Linked DNA regions of Homo sapiens: region 1 is linked to region 2. The links are chromatin contacts, found by Hi-C or POLR2A ChIA-PET in ENCODE. All regions are on one chromosome and are shown on one strand. Each heading gives the region's core, a stretch centred on a gene start or an enhancer-like site at or near the end of the contact. The rest is flanking DNA. Distances are from core to core; before and after follow the strand shown.

Region 1 (7,241 bases), core at 3,475-5,974, 220 kb before region 2:
TCCTCTCAGATGACTGTGCACGGGACTGGGCTTGGGCGGCCCTTGTACTTCCCTTATTCAATAGGGTGACCCCTAAAACCAGGAGTCATTTTGATCGTTGGGACTGGGTCCAGGTGGTCAGACCACACCTTGTGGAGGCCTACAATTTCTCCTGAAGGAAAGGGATGTCCTGGGGCATGGAAGGAGGCAGGTCTTGCCTGGGGAGGGGAGGCTTTTCTTCTCCCTCTGGGGCCAAAAGAATGGACGGTGGGGTGTGGTGGCTCCTGGAGACAGAGCTGCTCCCCTCCATATGGAGCCTGCTGGGAGCTGGGCAAACATTCTGAGGTCAGGTTTTTCGATGATGAGCTCTAAGACTAGTAACTTCTAGCAGCAGTTGTAAATTAACCTCCATGTTGTACATAAATCATGCCTAAACCTTCAGTAAAATTGTGTTAACATACTGGTTTGGTCTTAGCTGAGTTTGAGGGTGGAGACACTGGCTCGCATCCAGGACTGAGATGAAACAGTCAGGGAGTGGTGCATGCGGTGGCCTGGAGAATCAAATTATGAGATGGCAGGAGGTGACCCCCATGCAGTGCAGGTGCAGCCTGGGACCAAATAGCTGGGGGTGGAGGTAATAAGGAAAAATCAGTGTCCTGTTGATCCTATTGAACATGTTCGGAGCCCATGAGGAGGCCCAGAAATCCCAGGGAACACTGGCCTCCCTGCTGCCATATGAGATGGCTGCTTGGATGGCAGTGATTGGGTTATTAGAGGAAAGGTGACCCTTGAAATCCAGAGGGCTGAAGGCATTTGGGTTACTTGTATGAGCACTTAGGGTAGAGAATGTATCTGTCAGTTCTCATTTCACAGGCAGTGCTCAGCCCTTTGTACTTGATCATTTGGGGGGCACTCTAAAACTCTGCATTTAAAGGCACTTTCTGTCATTGCTAGACAGAGGGCCCTGTGCCGATTGCAGCCAATGACAAAGGCAGTCAAGGTTCCTGAGCAGGGGCTGGGTAGTGAGGATCCCTTAGAGCGTAGGGCTGGGTGAAGTGTGTGCCCCCTTGCTCGCACAGGACCCGGCCAGGCTGCTATCCCACCGCGGTTTGCACTTCTCTGCCCCAACTAGACTTTCCTAGGTCAACCTTATTTTTTGGACAAAGTAGACAGGAGTCGTTCTGGAAACTAATTTTCCCATTCTCCACTTTGTGCCCTGGAATGTAGTTTGTGGAAAATTGATTTTTTTCCCCTCATTCTTCGCCCCACCTCTCCCCACTCTGCACCTCTGTCATTTTTGCTTTTCTGTTAAAAAAAAAAATGTTATCTTGTTTCTTTTTCTAGCATAACTAATATATGCCACTGATCCCTTTTAATTTGGGGGAGTACAAGCTTACATTAGCCTGCTAGGTATCGCAATTGAGCTGCTTTGTCTTTGTGTGGCTCAACAAAGGGCCACGGGCTGCTGTGTCCAGGAAAAATCTTCAGTGTTGGAGCCACTATGCTGTGTGTGCCATTTACTTGGGGCCAGCAGAGCAGAGGTGCGGCCACTGTGGGGTGCTCAAGTCTCTGGGCTGCACTGACAGTGGTAGTGGCCTGACTTGGCAGGAAGAGGGTGCTGTAGAGCCAAGCATGGAGTACATAATTTTGGGTAGGGCCAGCCCTACCTTCAAGGATTCACCTGGGACGACCGCCTGGTTTGCTGCCAACTCCGAAGGGTGCCCCACCAGCAAATTCTTTTTTAAAATTTCAGCTATTATTTTGAATTCAGGGGTTACATGTGCAGATTTCTTACCCGAGTATATTGCATGTTGCCAAGGTTTGGGATATGAATGACCCTGTCACCCAGGTAATAAGCATGGTATCCAATAGGTAGTTTTTCAGCCCCTGCCCCTCTCCCTCTCTCCCCACTCTGGTGGTCCCCAGTGTCTGTTCTCATCTTTATGTCCATGTGTTTATGGACATGTGTTTATGTGTCCATGTTTAGCTCTCACTTACAAGTGAGAACATGCAGTATTTGGTTTTCTATTTCTGCATTAATTTGCTTAAGATGATGGCCTTTGGCTGCATCCATGTTGCTGCAAAGGACATGATTTCATTCTTTTTTATGGCTGCATAGTATTCCATGGTGTATATGTACCACATTTTCTTTATCCAATCCACTGCTGATGGGCACCTGGGTTGATTTAATATCTTTGCTATTGTGAACAGTGCTGTGAGGAATACACGACTACATGTGTCTTTTTGGCAGAACAATTTATATTCCTTTGGGTATATACCCACTAATGAGCTTGCTGGGTTGAATAATAGTTCTATTTTCAGTTCTTTGAGAAATCTCCAAACTGCCTTTTCACAGTGGCTGAACTAATTTACATTCCCACCAACAGTGTATAAGTGTTCCTTTCTCTCCACAGCTTTGCCAGCATCTGTTATTTTTTGACTTTTAAATAATAGCCATTCTGACTGGTGTGAGATGGTGTCTCATTGTGGTTTTGATTTGCATTTCTTGGATGATTAGTGATATTGAACATTTTTTTCATACGTTTGTCAGACACTTGTGTGTCTTCTTTTGAGAAGTGTCTGTTTATGTCCTTTGACCACTTTTTAATGAGGTTATTTGTTTTTTTGCTTGTTTAATTGTTTAAGTTTCTTATAGATTCTGGATATTAAACCTTTGTTGGATGCATAGTTTGTGAATATTTTCTCCCATTCTGTAGGTTGTCTGTTTACCCTGTTGATAGTTTCTTTTGCTGTGCAGAAGTTCCTTAATTATGTCCCATTTGTCAATTTTTGTTTTTGTTGTAATTGCTTTTGAGGACTTAGTCATAAATTCTTTGACAAGGCTGATGTCCAGAATGGTATTTCCCAGGTTTTCTTCTAGGATTTTTATAGTTTTAGGTCTTACATTTAAGTCTTTAATCCATCTTGAGTTAAGTTTTGTATATGGTGAAATGTAGGGGTCCAGTTTAATTCTTCTGCATATAGCTGGTCAGTTATCCCAGCATCAAATATTTATTGAATAGGGATTTCTTTTCCTATTGCTTATTTTTGTTGACTTTGTCAAAGATCAAATGGTTGTAAGTGTTCCATATGAATTTTTTTCTAATTCTGTGAAAAATGATGTTGGTAGTTTGATAGGAATAGCATTAAATCTGTAGATTGCTTTGGGCAGTATGACCATTATAACAGTATTGATTCTTCCAGTCCACAAACATGGAACATTTTTCCATTTGTTTGTGTTACCTATGATTTCTTTCAGTATTTCAGTAGTGTTTTGTAGTGTTCTGTTTAGAGATCTTTCACTTCCTTGGTTGGATGTATTCCTAGGTATTTTTTTTTTTTGAGTGGCTATTGTAAATGGGATTGAGTTCTTGATGTGGCTCTCAGCTTGAATATTATTGGTTTATAAAAATGCTGCTGGTTTTTGTATATTAACTTTGTATCCTGAAACTTTACTGAAGTTGTTTATCAGTTCTAGGAGCCTTTTGGCAGAGTCTTTAGGGCTTTCTAGGTATAGAATCATATTGTCAGTGAAGAGAGATAATTTGATTTCTTTTCCTACTTGGAAGCTTTTTGTTTCTTTGTCTTGCCTAATTGCTCTGGCTAGGACTTCCAGTACTATGTTGAATAGGAGTGGTGGGAGTGGGCATCCTTGTCTTATTCCTGTTCTTAAGGGGAATGCTTCCAGCTTTTGCCCATTCTGTTTGATATTGGCTGTGGGTTTGTTGTAGATGGTTCTTAGTCTTCTGAAGTATGTTCTTTTGATGCCTAGTTTGTTGAGGGTTTTTTTTTAATCATAAAGAGATGTTGGATTTTATTGAAAGCTTTTTCTGCATCTATTGACATGATCATATGATTTTTGCTTTTAAGTTTGTTTATGAGGGGCGAATAACATTTATTGACTTGTGTATGTTAAACCAACCTTGCATTCCAGGAATAAAGTCTACTTGATGGTGGTGAATTGACTTTTTTGTGTGCTGTTGGATTTGGTTTGCTAGTATTTTGTTGAAGATTTTTGCATCTATGTTCTTCAAGGATATTGGCCTATAGTTTTCTTTTTTTACTGTGCCGTTGCCAGATTTTGGTATCAGGATGGTGCCAGCTTCATAGAACGAGTTAAGGAAGGGTCCTCCTTGATTTTTTTCTACCAGCAAATTCTACCATCTTTTGGACTCTCATTATGAGCAGGTCACTGAGCAGGACACTGGGTAGGGTGCCTTAAAAGCAGGATCACATTGTATCTTCACATTAACCCTACAAGAGGGATGTTATTATTCCTATTTTACAGGTAAGAGCAAACTGAGGCTTAGGAGGGATAAGGAACTTGTTCAAGGTCAAGATTATCTAGCTAGCAAGGAGTGGAGTTGAGACTCTCAGCTCACACAACTAACCCCAAGGCCCAAGCCAGAGACCGCTCCTCTGTGCTGCTCCCAGAGCTGGGCTGGGGAGGCACCACACTTCCCACAGGGGAGGAGAGGGAAGGTTTAGTCACAGAAGCTGGAAGCTCCCCAGCCCTGCCCATGTGTAGGTTGCTCAGGGACCTGTTATTTCACAGTGTCACTCTGGTTCTGTCTGAGAGGCATGTGACTGGCTAGGATGTGGAGACTTATCTTCAGGTCACACCTGGCTGGGGATGCTGGTGTGCAGGGCATAGTGTGCAGCCTGTGGGGTACAACTGCTCACCCTGGACGTTCCTGGGCCTAAGCTAGTGACACCAGCGCTGTGAGTGCTGCTTGCTTACTCAGGGCTGCTCTAGGTGTGGGTGCTCCTGGCTTGTCTGCCGGGTGGGGTGGGAGCTGTGCTGAGTCTCCACTGTAGAGGAAGGTAAAGCCTCACGTCCAGGAAGGCTCACTCACATGTACTTGGAGGATCCTCTGTCCAAAGCACAGCAACAAGAGACTGATTTGAAATGAGGATGTAGGGTTGGGGGTGCCCTATGAGGAAGCCCTGGGTAAGTCTTGTCAACCTGAGCTTCTTGGGATACCCCCATGGCCAACGGAACAACTTCTTAGAACTAGAAGTACAGACCAAATGAGCCAAAAGAGGAACTTGCAGATCACTTGGTCTGATGTCCTCATTTTATGGATGAGGAAACTGAGGTTTGAGGGAAGCTGTGACTCATCTAAAGTGACAAAACCAATGAGAGGTGGAGGCGAGCAATCTCCTGATTCCTTGCCACACCTGCAGGCCACTCAAGGCCTTCCTTGTAGTGATAAAATCTTTTTTCATCTTATTATCAGCTAAGTCCATCCTTCTGTTGGACTTCCTACACCAGCTCCTCCTGGGCCAAACCAGACAGTCCCTTTCACTGCCCAAGTTGTTCATTCCTCTATCTGGGTGTTTGCCCACATTGTCACTCTGCCTGGACCTGCAGTAGCTGCTCATTTGTCACAGTGGCTTGTCTGCTGAACTCCTCCTTATCCTTTACAACTGGGATCAAAGATCTCTTCCAGGAAGCAGCCCCCTCTACTGTCCCCACTGGAAATGGTCCCTTCCTCTTCTTTTCCTGAACCCATTGTTTGGGCTTCTCTGTAGGATGAGTTATCTACTTTCTTTTTATCACAACAGTTTACAACCTGTGCACATGTTCCTCAGGGCACTGGAAGAAGAGAGGGGTGGGTATTGGAACCTCTGGCTTGGATGTGAGAAATCTGAGACTCAAGAATGTTAGATGACTAATGAGTGGCGGAGCAGACTCAGACACCCAGGCCTCCTGACTCCCACGCCATTTGGACAGGAGCCAGAATGCATCTCTGGGAATGGTTCCCCCAAAGTTGTGCAGTGCGCAGCCTATGAGGCTGTATTTGGCGGTCGCACCTCTGTGCCTGGTACAGTGCCCTAAATAAGGCAGATGCTCAGTAAGTGTGGGTGGATTCAGTGGAACCACAGTGCAGAGGCAGCTCTCTTTTCTCTTCTTCCTTCCCTGTTTCCTTCTCAAATCTGTTTTTTTCTCCCCTCTTTAACTCCCTGCATTTTCCACTGAATTTTTCATTGGGAAGAAGCACATTTAGAGATGTGAAGCACACACTTTGCTGGGCTTCAGCTTTGATGAATCTTTGATGCTGACACTGGGGAGGCAGATGCTGCAGCAGATTGGGGGTGGGGAGGGAGGGGTTGGGGAGGGGCCTCTAAGGGCATGATTTCCCCCTCCCCTGCCCCTTCCAGAGGGAGCTCAAAGCTGCCACTTGCCTTGCCCAACTGTGCTCTACAGCATGAATTGTGTGTGAGTGCTGGGGCATGAGGTGGGTGAGAGAGTGCATGCTGGAAGTGGGAGGGGCCAGATGAGGGGGAGGGCAGTTGCAAGTCACCAGTACCTCTGACATCACCCACATTAACCTTAGCTCCCTCCACTTCCCCTCACTTCTCCATGAATGTGGAGGTCATATCAATTTCTAGCTGTGTGACGTGGTGAGGCACTTAATCTTTTTGAGTCTTAGTTCCTCAATAGTCCATTGGAGATGCTAATACCTTCCTCCTAAGGCCACTGTGAGTAAACAAGACACCCTATTTGCTGTGCCTGACTCATACTACATGGTAAATATTTATTTATTCATTCCATTCACTTGTCCCTCTGTTGAAATTCACTTTTAAGAGCCTGGTGAGGCAAGGTTTGTTCAACATGAGTGGTTATCTGTGAGGCCCTGGGTGAGCCCTGCCTTGGAGAGCTGTTACTCATCTTTTCCTTTTCTTTTCTTTTCTTCTTTTTTTTTTTTTTTTTTTTTTTGAGACAGGGTCTCATCTTGACACCTAGGCTGGAGTGCAGTGGCACAATCACAGCTCACTGCAACCTCAACCTCCTAGGCTCAGTAGACCCTCCCACCTCAGCCTCCTGAGTTGCTGGGACTACAGGTGCGTGCCACCACACCCTGCTAATTTTTTGTGTGTGCCTGTATTTTTTGTAGAGGTGGGGTTTCTCCTTGTTGCCCAGGCTGGTCTTGAACTCCTGGGCTCAAGTGATTCACCCACCTTGGCCTCCCAAAGTGTTGGGATTGCAGGCATGAGCTACGGCGCCCAGCCTGATACTCATCTTTGCACAGTCTACACAACAGTAGTGGATAATGGACAGATGGAGACCCATCCTGGCATGGAGGTTCTGAGCTTCAGTTCTCACCTGACCTGGTGGTTGGACATGTGGCTCCAGTAACCCCTTCTGGGGGAGAGACTCTGCTTGAGTCACACTGGGTGCCCCTCAGTGCCGAGCACAGGTATCTGGCCCAGAGCACTGCTGGGCAACAGACCAAGGAGGATGGTGCTGGAGGACA
Region 2 (6,704 bases), core at 2,852-5,351:
AGTTTGCTCTAGTCCTGGTCTGGAGAAACTCTCTGTGTTCAGGCATGCCAGAGACCAGAAGTGATCTAAGAGGTGCTTAACAAGCTGTAATGCGTGTCAAGAAAAACTGTAAAAGACTAAAATGGTGGGAAAAAAGAAAGGGAAAGAGATAGACTACTGGATGTCCCAGCGTACCCTTCTGGGGGTTTTGTTTTTTCTCAGTCTTTCATTATCTGAGCTATTTTACAATTCTGCAAATTGTAAAAAACTGATGGTAATGCAAATGATTCTTGTCCATATAAATATAAATTATGTCCAATGCAATGCAACTGATTATTGCCCTATAGATTTTTTTTTTTTGCCAGTTTTGCATCTGTTTGTAAATTCACTTCAGATTCCTGATGACCTATATTATGTGTCTACTTTTGCATTCTCCTTTGAATTGATTGTAACATCTTAGTGGTTTCCTCATTAATGAATGAGTGAAATAAAACTTTTGATCCAGGCTCATTCTATATCTGTATGAGAGTCATGATTATACCTCCTTTTGATTCTTTTCCGTGTACATATAAATTACCTGAAGATCTTGCTAAGGCACAAATTCTGATTCAAGGTCCAGAGTAGGACTTGAGAATCTTTCTGCAAGCTCCCAGGTGATGTCCATGCTGCTGGTCCACGGATGCCACTTAGGTGTTAAACTGTTCTTGTGGTAATTCAACTTAAAATAGTGATACAATGTTTCTGAATAAATAAATTATTATCTATACATTAGGTTTTCTTCATTAGCATAAGGAATGTTAAAAGGTTTTTTTTTTTTTTGTGGAATTATGTTGTAACAGGACATGCTGTCCTTGGATAAATAAGTTATCAGAAACTGGTCAGGAGATCTCTGGCCGTGGATCCCAGCACTTCCCCAGGGTCCCATCACCTAATCGTCAGTGTGAATCCACAGGTCTGCAGAGCCCTCTGCACATTTCCATGCCCTGTGGGCTCACATGCTTCCAACTCTGGACTAACCCCATAAAAGGGGCTGGAGGGCTGAGGGTGGCCATTAACTATGCAGGGTTCCCCTTCAGCTTGGGCTTGGTCACCTCCAGGGAGGGGGAACTCACCACTCCCAAATATTCCTGTACCTCTCAGACCACAGAGACTAGGTGCTGGGGGATCCCCTGGGATCCTGGCCAGTCCGTCTTTGAGCCAGGAGCCCTCCAGTAGACAGGTCTGTGCACGGCGGAAGGTTCCCCGGTTTATGCTGCTCAGGCAGACAGACACCTGCCCTTATCCTGTCTTGCTTCCTGCCACACAGGCTCGCAGGGGAAGTCCTGGAGAAGCACCTTCTAGGGCAACATTTGAACTGCTGCACATCAGTGGCCTCTGCTCCTGGGGTGGCAATTTTGGGCACTGCCCATGCAGTTTGCCAGGCTCTGGGTCTTGTGGGCCATTCCTGCGGAGGATCTGGAAAACGTCACACCAACTTTCCCCCTTCACTGGGCCTGGGAAGAAGTGACGTGTCAATTACCCGATCATTTGGTCTGGATCCAAGGCACAAAGATTAGAACGCAGAAAGGACTGCAGTCCTTAGAGTGCTGGCTCCAATCCTCCCACTGCCCTGGGCCTTGCGCAAAGCACTTTCTCTCTCTAAGCCTCAGTCTCCTTGCCTGTACAATGGGGAAAACAAAATTCAGAGCCTAGGCTTCGGGTGAGGCCAAGAGGCCAGGGTGCAGGTGAGCATTCTGGCAGAGTTCCTGCCACCCAAAATGCTCTTCCCATTTGGAATGGCAGGCTAGATCTCCTCTCTCAGGTACCCCCCGCCAGCCCCTAGTGCATGCCCCTCCCTCACAGCTCACCTGGCTCCACTTTCTCATAGCAGTCATCGCTGAGATTCTTCCTTATTGTTTGCTTTCATTCATCTTACCTTTCCTCCTCCCTGGGGGCAGGGACCTTGTCTGTCTGCTCCAACTTTGGACTAACCCAGATTTGGGGCAGACAGTCTGGCTGTGTCCCTGCCCCCAGATCAGCGCTAGGTGTGCAGAAGGTGCTTGGGGAGCCCCTGCTGCATCGATGAAGGTGTCTTGCACCATGCCTTAGCAGGGCCACAAAAAACATGAGTTCTTTTCCCAGGACACTTGGCACACACTGCAGTCTCCTCCCTGTCTTCTCCCCACCTTAAATCCAGGCTCCAGGAGGGTTTTCTTCTCTCTGCCAAAGCAAACAAAGAAAAACAATTTTCCTGCCATTCATAATTGTTCCATATTTTTCTAATAGGCCTAAGCCTGGCCTCGAGATTTCCAGTCACGGGTCATTCGCTGTCTTGTTGCTCGCAGAGCCACAGAGGAGAAGGCTGTGGGCAATTAGTGTGAAAGCTGCCTGCTGCCAGCAGCCCTGCCCGCTCGGCAGGAAAAGGACATGTCTGGTACCACCAGCATCTGCCAGGGGGTGGCTGGGCCTGGACCCCACATGAGCCAGTTCATGTCATTCTCACAACCCTGTGAGGACAATGTTATTCCCCCATATTTCTGATGAGGAAACTGAGGTTCCTATGGTTAAGGGTCTTGCCCAGTCACCTACTGATGTGACAGAACCAATGTCTGAGACCAGGTCTATCTTGTGTCACTGTCAGGTCCTAGAAATAGAAGAGGCAGAAGGGAAGGGGTTGGGGGTCACTGTTGACCCTAATGGAGGGGACTCCCTCTGACTGATTTGACAGATAAAACTGCAACCAAGCGTCCCCTGGGGCCTGGAACAAATCACGCCCTCGGGCGTTGGTAGCCTCTATTAGATGCAAGGATCCCTCAACAGCATTCCGCTGCTTATGGGATCAAGTCCAGGGTCCTTAGCTGGGCAGTGAAGATACTCGGTAATAAAGCCATAGCCTGCCTTTCCAGAATTCTCTTCTCTGACCACAGGCTATGCCCCAGACATGCCTTGTATTCCTCAGCCCCTGCCCTCAGCCTTGGCTCCCTGCCTGAAACACCCATCAAAATCTGGTCCATCCTATCAGGTTCAACTCAAATCCCTACCCTAGAGCCCCTTCCTTGAATCCTCAGCAGCCCTATGAAGCAAATACTATAGCTGTGCACATTTTGCAGATGAGGGAACTGAGGATGGATGTTGTGTCTTGCCTGGATCCACACAGCGAAGTCAAGGAATCTGGAGGCAGCTGAATTTCTCCACCTCACTCCCCTTCTACTCCCAAAGACTCTTTCTCCCTGAGGACAAAAGGGCATGTGTCAGGGTCTGCTGTCAGAACAGACCCTAAGAAAGGTGGCTCCTCCTGGGCTGGAGGTTGCCGATGAGACCTACAGGTCCTCAGACCTGGGGTGATCTCCTGGGGCCTATAAGCCTATCCCTGCCTTCGATGAGAGAGCAGATGATATGCTCTGATCCGGGGGTCCGACATATCCTTTTTCTATCCCAGTGGGAGTAGAATCCTCCTAGCAAGGGGACATTTGATATTCCTTTGTTTGTATGGGGGTTGGATGGAAGAGAGCAGGAGAAGGGGTTGGGGAGAGCAATTTGGGGTGGTTTCAGCCACGTCTGTTCCTGCAGGAGGTCATTTGCTCACTTAGCAAACAACACAGTGGACTCTGCCGGCTCCCAACATGGGACTGGTTGTCCATACTGGCCTGGGTGCCCACCCTGCTTCTTGGCTCTTCTCCTCCTCTACTTCCCTTCCTGTCTCACCCTTGCCCTTGAAAAGGTTGGGAACTTCCTCTTCAAACACCTCACCGTCTCTCTCTCCCTCTCCCCTTCCTCCACCAGTTCTGTCTTCAGCTTACAGAATCTGCCTCCCCCCATTCCGAAGCTTATCCTTAAAGATCTGCTCCAGCCTAGTTTGGACTCACTCTCCTGCCCCTCCCACTAGATCGTTGAACTTTACAGCGCAATGCTTAACATGGAGGAATGTGTTGATAATGGTGGAATTTGGGGCATCTGGGAGCCAGACTAGTAAGCACCATTTAGCCTCCCAGACTCCAGCAGACCAGGAATTTGGCAGTTTAGGAGACTGCAGATTTATTCTCCGTACCTAGAGGCTAAAGGAAGGCATGTCTTCTTGGCAGCATGCAGGTTTGGCGACTTCTCAGCTCATGGAAAACTACTGGGGCTGAGACTGATGGGGCTTTGGCCTGGACCTCAGTGGAGTGCCAAGACAGGTGGAGCAGAGTGGCCCCAGGCATTCAAAGAGTCACACCTCCTCTCTCCCCTGCTGGCTGCCTCTTCAAGGCAGGCAGTTGACAGAAGAGCAGGCACCTTGGTAACTAATATTGTGTAGCAAGGGTGGCAAACTCACATGCCTTCAGGAGTGAAAGTGTGGAGCAGGCTGGAGTAAGTAACAGGGAGTGGTGGGGACTGGGGCAACTGGAGAGTCCTGATGTGTCCGATGTAATTCAAATGCAAATCAATGTTCTGGCCCTCAGGCTGACCGTTTGCTAACCTCTGCCAATGCATTACCGGTTCCAAAGCTCTTTTCCTCATGGTTTCATTGAATTGTCATTTCCTTTCCTGCTTACAGTCACTATCCTCACTTGGCAGATGAGGACACTGGACCTTAGCAAGGCGAAGACATTCCCCTGACTCATTCCAGGCAGGGATCTATGGGGGGGGGGGGGTGGCTTGAAGACACTCAAAGAAAGGTCTGTGCCCCCAATTCTCTCTCCATGGTCAGATTTGGAGGTTGACGTATAACTGTCCAACTCACCCATTGAGACTGTGCTGTGTTCTGACTTGGGCTTCTCATTTAAATGATCCTCCCCGCTCCTCCACCCTACCCAGTGTAGTCACTGACGGGAGAGAGAGGCCTGAAAAGGGGTTCTGAAGTCTGGAGGATCAGGGGCCTTTGACAACCTTGCCAGCCCTCAACTACAATGCCTGCCCTAGTCTGTTGAAAAGTCACAGGAAAGAAAAGTTAGTCATGGAGACACTGCCTGGGGGTCTGGATTCAGACTCACTGGAATATATTTTCTTCCTTTATCACAATATCGTGATTTGGAAATAATAATAACTGCTACATGCTTTACCTGTAGTAACTCATTTAATCCTCACTACATAATTCTGTGAGGTAGGAGCTGTTATTATTCCCATTTTACAGATGAGAAAACTGAGGCACAGCTCATGCTTATACAGAATTTGGAAACTCAACAGGATGTGTAAAAGACAAAAGCTGTTCCTCAGCTCCCATCCTGGTAAAAACCACCCATTCATTCATTCATTCATTCCATAATCCCTACTTTCAGGCACTATGCTGGGTGCTGACATTACAGTAAGGCACATAGGCCTGGAAACCAATTATTGTGAACTGTATGACAAATGACACATGAGAAATGATATATGAAAAATACGGGCTCCAGGAGCCCGGAGGTGTCTGGGGAAGTCTGGGAAGACTTTCTGGAGGAGGTGACACCTGGCAGAAATGGGGCATATCCCAAGGTGAGAACGGCAGATATAAAGGCCTAGGGAAGGTATGAGAGTCATGTCACATGTTCAAGGCATCAGGAAGTAGAGTATTGAAGGGATGGCAGGGCGGGGGCAATGGGGCTAGGTTTGGGATTGTATTAGCCAAGGTGAACGTTGGAATTGTATCACAGCAATAGGCCTTGAAGAAGGTGAATGTGGGGCTGGCTGTTTTAGATTTTTTTTAAAAGAAATTTTAATAGGTTCAAGATTCAAAATGCATAAAAAATATACAGTGAAAAGTTTCCTTCAACCCTATCCTGCCACCCAGGTCCCCTCTTCATGGTCAACTAATCTCTAGTTTCTTATAAGTCCTTCCAGAGCTTTTTCATTTTACTCTTACATATACTAAGCTCTTTCTCTCTCTCTCTCTTTATATTTTTTAACCCCAAGGATAGCCCATTCTTTATGCATCTCTGCACATTGCTTTTTATTTCACTTTAAGAACATATGCTGGTGATTGTTTCTATTTTTGCATGGCGGTGTCATGCTGCATGGTAAAGAGCCGTACTTTATCTAACCTGCCCCTATTGATGGACATTTTTGTTTCTTGCTAATTTTTTGCTCTTACAATAAGTGTTACAATAAATAATCTTGTACCTATGTAGTATCCTCATTGTGCAAATACACCCACAGAAAAAGAAATTCTAGACATGGAGCCATGAGGGTCAAGGATATATGCAATTTTATTTGCATTTTAAAAAATTTGATTTGAAATTTAACTTGCAAAAAGAAGAGTGTACAGCCAAATAAATTTGATACATGTGATACACAGGCTGTGTATATACCTGTGCAATCACCACCCACATGAAGGTGTAGGTTACCATAGAATGTTTCCAGCCCCATCTCATGGCTTGTCTTGGTGGATATCCAGGACAATTTATTTGTACCAAGGCAATTTATTAGTCTGACCTCTACCACCAGGATTGGTTTTGCCTGTTTCTGAATTTTGTATAAATGGAATCATAAAGAATTGATGTACTCTTTGTATCTGGTTTCTCTTGTTCAAGATGACATCTGTGGGCTGGGCACGGTGGCTCATGTCTGTAATCTCAGCACTTTGGGAGGCCGAGGCAGGCAGATCACTTGAGGTCAGGAGTTCGAGCCCAGCCTGGGCAACATGGTGAAACCCCATCTGTACCAAAAAATACAAAAATTAGTGGGGTATAGTGGTGGACAGCTATAATCCCAGCTACTCGGGAGGCTGAGGCAAGAGAATCTCCTGAACCCGGGAGGTGGAGGTTGCAGTGAGCTGAGATTGCGCCATTGCCCTC

The links. A loop is a pair of places that touch in the nucleus more often than their neighbours do. ChIA-PET counts read pairs that join two places held with the same protein, here RNA polymerase II (POLR2A). Pooled maps may share reads with other maps.
Region 1: a map of PC-9 shows a loop between it and region 2 (5-fold over the local background). The contact joins two enhancer-like sites. A Hi-C loop is called at or near these places in 1 of 168 maps with a recorded cell type or tissue (PC-9) and 1 of 50 pooled maps. POLR2A ChIA-PET finds 5 or more read pairs at or near these places in 4 of 52 experiments (Caco-2, HEK293, OCI-LY7 and 1 more).

The regions. Positions count from the first base shown.
Region 1 is chr15:70,507,269-70,514,509 of GRCh38, reverse strand. No RefSeq gene overlaps it. Among named protein-coding and RNA genes, the nearest start is that of LINC02205, 5.0 kb to the right of the region's middle. RefSeq lists an enhancer at 1,658-1,737. Within about 2 kb of position 4,724, at least 4 of the 41 ENCODE cell types and tissues checked have a DNase peak (open chromatin) inside an H3K27ac peak, as active enhancers do; they include PC-9, where a contact is called at or near this core.
Region 2 is chr15:70,287,073-70,293,776 of GRCh38, reverse strand. No RefSeq gene overlaps it. Among named protein-coding and RNA genes, the nearest start is that of TLE3, 190 kb to the right of the region's middle. RefSeq lists an enhancer at 822-1,321. Within about 2 kb of position 4,101, at least 5 of the 41 ENCODE cell types and tissues checked have a DNase peak (open chromatin) inside an H3K27ac peak, as active enhancers do; they include PC-9, where a contact is called at or near this core.